2 separate regions of the Homo sapiens genome follow, and region 1 is linked to region 2. Evidence: chromatin loops called from intact Hi-C (ENCODE). Cell type or tissue: heart right ventricle. All regions are shown on one strand.

The links. Peaks named below come from ENCODE experiments on the same cell type or tissue, not always from the same donor. Only the 100,000 strongest peaks of a DNase experiment are listed, where the experiment ranks them.
Region 1: a loop joins it to region 2, with 2.7 times the contacts of the local background. A loop is called at or near these places in 73 of 110 quality-filtered maps.

Annotation. Positions count from the first base shown.
Region 1 is chr3:32,950,621-32,953,120 of GRCh38, reverse strand. It overlaps CCR4 (C-C motif chemokine receptor 4), which reads right to left and starts at 1,477. Exons shown (of 2, transcript NM_005508.5): 1 at 1,431-1,477. In heart right ventricle, no CTCF peak of the experiment used is centred here; a DNase peak (open chromatin) is centred at 1,421.
Region 2 is chr3:33,064,182-33,066,681 of GRCh38, reverse strand. GLB1 (galactosidase beta 1) reads left to right here. Exons shown (of 16, transcript NM_000404.4): 5 at 1,125-1,219. Among named protein-coding and RNA genes, the nearest start is that of GLB1, 32 kb to the left of the region's middle. In heart right ventricle, a CTCF peak has its summit at 1,479 (motif pointing right); no DNase peak of the experiment used is centred here.

The DNA.
Region 1 (2,500 bases), 110 kb after region 2:
TCTCTCATTTGTAAGTGAGGATCGTAAAACCCCCTTTCAAGCAGGTGTTCTTTGAGGATGTGTTTCAAAAAGATATTTCATAGTCTGGGGTTACTGAAATCACTTTCAGGGATGACAAAATCAGTTGAACAATTCTCAATTGGGTGTATTTTATATGATCATGATCATCATCAAACTGCACGTAAAAATCAATTCTACGCACAGAATCCTATTAGAGTGGGAATTCACCTGATGGATCTAGAAAACACACATCACAGCCAGAAATAAAACCTCTACCTCCCCAACCACCTTCACTTCCTATCTAAATTGGCAGATAAAGAGGTTGAAATCTTCTTAAAATTAATCACATGCTGACATGTGTATCAGAGCAATTCAGGGCTGAAGGGCTTTCCGACTCAAGGCCACTCCCTTGCTTCCTTCTTGAGGCTTTTGTGGGACCCTCACATTCCTTGTTAAAATCCTTTTCACATTCGTCAGTAAATTCACATTCGATCTCTCCCCACACCCCCACCACCACACACCCAATGCCCAAACTGTGTTTCTCAAGAAAGGGCTTTTGAAGCCAGGTGTGCAGTGGCCCACGCCTATAATCCCAGCACGTCGGGAGGCCGAGGAGGGAGGATCACTTGAGCCAAGGAGCTCCATGCCAGCGTGAGCAACATAAGGAGACCCTGTCTCTACAAAAAATTGTTTTAAAAGTTAGCTGGGTGTGGTGGTACGTGCTGATAGTACCAGCTACTCAGGAGGCTGAGGCAGGAGGATCCCTTGAGCCCAGGAGTTCAAGGCGCAGTGAGCTATGATGGCACCATTGCACTTCAACCTGGGCAGCAGAGTGAAATCCTGTCTCAAAAAAAATAAAAAATAAAAAGGAAAGAAAAGAAAAAGAAAAAAAGAAAGAAAAAAGATTTTGGTTTACTCATGCAAATAGATACTGAACACCTGTTACATCACAGAGTCTCCAAAAAAGTTTGTTGAATGACTAACAATTCTAGTCTTTCTCCACCATTTTACCAGTGAAAATGAAAGGCATAAACAAGGCTGAGGAGTTAGGAAATTATCAGGAGAACAAAAAGCCAGGAGACACAGCTGGTAAGTGTCTGGAATTATTCTGTAGGCCTTGCGTGTGTGGTATTTCTTGCCTGGGAGTCTTGCTAGAAGCAAGAAGCAGACAAGTGTATATTTTTTATGAAAATGATCTATTTATTTGGGGCATGTGGACTCAGGCCAGATGTGTGCAGGAAGAGAGTCCTGCATAAATTAGTGCCCATCAGATGAGGGCTCAGAGGGTGTGGGGACAGGTAGAAGGTGTGTGGGCTGCAAGGTAGGTGCCAAGTGTAAGCCCTAGACTCGTGAGGGGCCTGAGCATCTCAGCCAGGTCCAGAAAGCAGTGTGCGACCCAAGACCCTGGGAATGTCCCCGTCCCTGCTTACCTTGCTTTTCTGAAAGCGGCTCTGAGGAAGGTCTGTGAGGCAATGCCAGGCTTGCTCAGGAAGCACGATGCTAAGAAGGACCCGGTGCCTTTCAAGGGTGCGTGGCTTCCTGTGAGCACGAGTTATCTCCCTCACCCAACTGTACTAAGTTCAAGTGGGGTTTTTTGATAGAAGTAGGAAGCAGAAAATGATTCTTAGTCATTTCCCAAGACCGAAGGCCAAGAAGATGTGCCAAAAAAAGATTAAGAAAAAAAATGAAGTCATTTTCTTTTTAAAAAAGATTTTTAGTTTTTTTAAAAATACAAAAATGTATTTGTTGGTTTTTAAAAAAGAGATTTTTTTAAAGAAACAGGGTCTCACTCTGTCACCCAGACTGGTGTTCAGTGGTGCAATCATAGCTCACCGTAACCTTGAACTCCTGGGCTCAAGTGATCCTCCTGCCTTAGTCTCCCAAGTAGCTGAGACTAGAGGTGCAAGCCACCATGACTGACTAATTTTAATTTTTGGGGAGATAGGGGTCTTGCTATATTGCCCAGGCTCATCTTGAACTACTGGCCTCAAGCAATCCTCCCACCTCAGCTTCCTAAAGCACTGGGATTACAGGAATCAGCCACTCCTTTTTCGCTTTTTAGTTTAAAAAAAAAAATTCCATTTAACTGGCCATATGCGGTAGCAATGATCTCTACATTTTGGATCAGCAACCTGTTTGCTAGTTTCTCATCATGGATATGCAGGGGCCAGCAATCAAGATGTGCAATGTTCTCCTGACAACTGGGATCTGAGAGGCCAGGGTGAGAAGGAAGGCCAGAGATAGTCAAGAAAAAGGATATTCAAGAAGAGAGAAGAGAAAAATTTGTCCAAATGTATGTGTCTGTGAGTGACTTGGAAGGCATCAGCCAACCACATTCTTTGATTCAATAGTTGACATGGCCTCAAACCAGTGTGAAGTGGCCTGGCAACATAGCTTCAAGTCCTTTTGAGTCAGGAAGACCCCTCACCCAAGCGCCTTCTGCTTGGGGATTGCGGAGCTTCATTGGCAGTGGTCTTGGCTGAGGTCTTGATCTTCACTT
Region 2 (2,500 bases):
CAGTCACTCTTTTCTTCATTCAGCAAACATTGCTTGGATATGTTCTATGCTCCAGGCTTTGTGTCCTGTGGCAAGGATGGTCTTAGTCTGTTTTCTGTTGCTTGTAACAGAATACCTGAAACTGAGTAATTTATAAAGAAAAGCATTTATTTCCTACAGTTATGGAGGCCAAGAAGTTCAAGGTGGAGGGGCTATATCTGGTGAGGGCCTTCTTGCTGGTGGGGACTCTGCAGAGTCCTGAGGGGGCACAGGGCATCACATGGTGAGGGGGCTGAGTGTCCTAGCTCAGATCTCTCTCCCTCTTCTTATAAAGCCACCAGTCCCATTCCCATGATGACCCATGAATCCATTAACCTATTAATCTATTAATCCATGAGTGGATTGATCTACTTATGAGGGCTGAGCCCTCATGACTCAACACCTCTTAAAGGCCCCACCTCTCAATACTACCACATTGGGGATTCGATTTCAACATGAGTTTCAGAGGGACAAACATTCCAACCATAGCAGATGGATACAGGCACACTGGTCCTCGTCCCCTGAGGAGCTCAGCTGAGGAGACAACTACATGCAGGACAACTTTTATGAGACTTTTACTTCAGAAGGTACTTGTCGAGTCCTGTATATCCTGATCTCTGCTGCCAGCCCTGGTGTAATAAGGCTGCACTGGTGTCTCTTTGTACTAAATCATAATTTTTTTTTTTTTTTTTTTTGAGACAGAGTTTCACTCTTGTTGCCCAGGCTGGAGTGCAATGGTGCGATCTTGGCTCACCGCAACCTCCGCCCCCCCGGGTTCAAGCAATTCTCCTGCCTCAGCCTCCCAAGTAGCTGGGATTACAGGCATGCGCCACCAAGCCTGGCTAATTTTGCATTTTTAGTAGAGATGGGGTTTCTCCATGTTGGTCAGGCTGGTCTCGAACTCCCGACATCTGGTGATCTGCCTGCCTCAGCCTCCCAAAGTGCTGGGATTACAGGCGTGAGCCACCGCACCCAGCCAGAAAACTCAGAATGTTTTTAAAAAGTTTACGAATTTGTGTTGGGCCACATTCAAAGCCATCCTGGGCTGCATGTGGCTTACAGGCTGGGGTTGGACAAGCTTGTGTTAAACTTTTCTTGTTTTCCAGATTACCTGGCAGCTGTGGACAAGTGGTTGGGAGTCCTTCTGCCCAAGATGAAGCCTCTCCTCTATCAGAATGGAGGGCCAGTTATAACAGTGCAGGTAACCCTGGAGTTGAGCATGGATGGATTGGGGGAGGGGTTCCCATCCATCTACATTACATAAATGATAGAAGTGATGCAGACATGAGCCTCATAGGTCTGTTTCTTTAAGAGGTAATGCCACAGATAGTGCTTTTAGTTCAATTGCATTTGGGAAGGCATTGCCATTTTTGAATGCCTGCTATGTGGCAGGCTTTGTGCTGGGTGCCTTGTAAATGCTATTCAATTCTTCCAACCACCTTCTTTTTTCAGTGAGGAAGTTTGAAAAGGTTAAGTGACTTGGCTAAGGTCACCCAGCCAGCAGGTGGCAGAATTAGGATAGCACCCTAATTCTGTGGATCCCAGAGTTTGTCTCTCTGTTTCTCCTGCAATATTGTTTTCTGGCAGCAGGCATGCAGCGTGGACTGAAACACTTTGGTATCGGCACTGCCTTGACAGTCAGATAACCCTGGAATGGAAAAGGATATGGTCAATTGGGGCTGGCTGTTATGTTTCCTCTCTTACTTCCTGCCCCATTCTCCTTCTTCTATGTGTTCTTGGCTCTGCAAGGACTAATATACTGTGGGGTACATTGAACTTTAACAGTTTTTGGTGTTGGTAAAATTACTTAGGTGAAACATAAAACCATGTTCATTGGACATTGACCAAGGATGCCATGGATGCTCTTTTTTTTTTTTTTTTTTTTTTGAGAGAGAGTCTCATTCCGTTGCCCAGGCTGGAGTGCAGTGGGGCAATCTCGGCTTACTGCAACCTCTGCCTTCTGAGTTCAGGCAATTCTCCCACCTCAGCCTCCCATGTAGCTGGGATTACAGGCGCATGCCACCATGCCTGGCTAATTTTTGTATTTTTAGTAGAGACGGGGTTTCGCCATGTTGGCCAGGCTGGTCTCAAACTCCTGACCTCAGGTGATCTGCCCGCCTTGGCCTTCCAAAGTGCTGGGATTACAGGCGTGAGCCACCGTGCCCGGCTATGACCAAGGATGCTCTTATGGAAAAGAGTAAAGGTTTTTTGTTTTTTTTTTTAGGAGACAGAGTCTCGCTCTGTCGCCCAGGCTGGAATGCAGTGGCACAATCTCGGCTCACTGCAACCTCTGCCTCCCAGGTTCAGGCGACCCTCCTGTGTCAGCCTCCCAAGTAGCTGGCATTACAGGCGTGCACCACGATGCCTGGCTATGTTTTTGTATTTTTAGTAGAGACAGGGTTTCACCATGTTGACCAGGCTGGTCTCAAACTCCTGACCTCAGGTGATTCACCCACCTCAGCCTCCCAAAGTGCTGGGATTA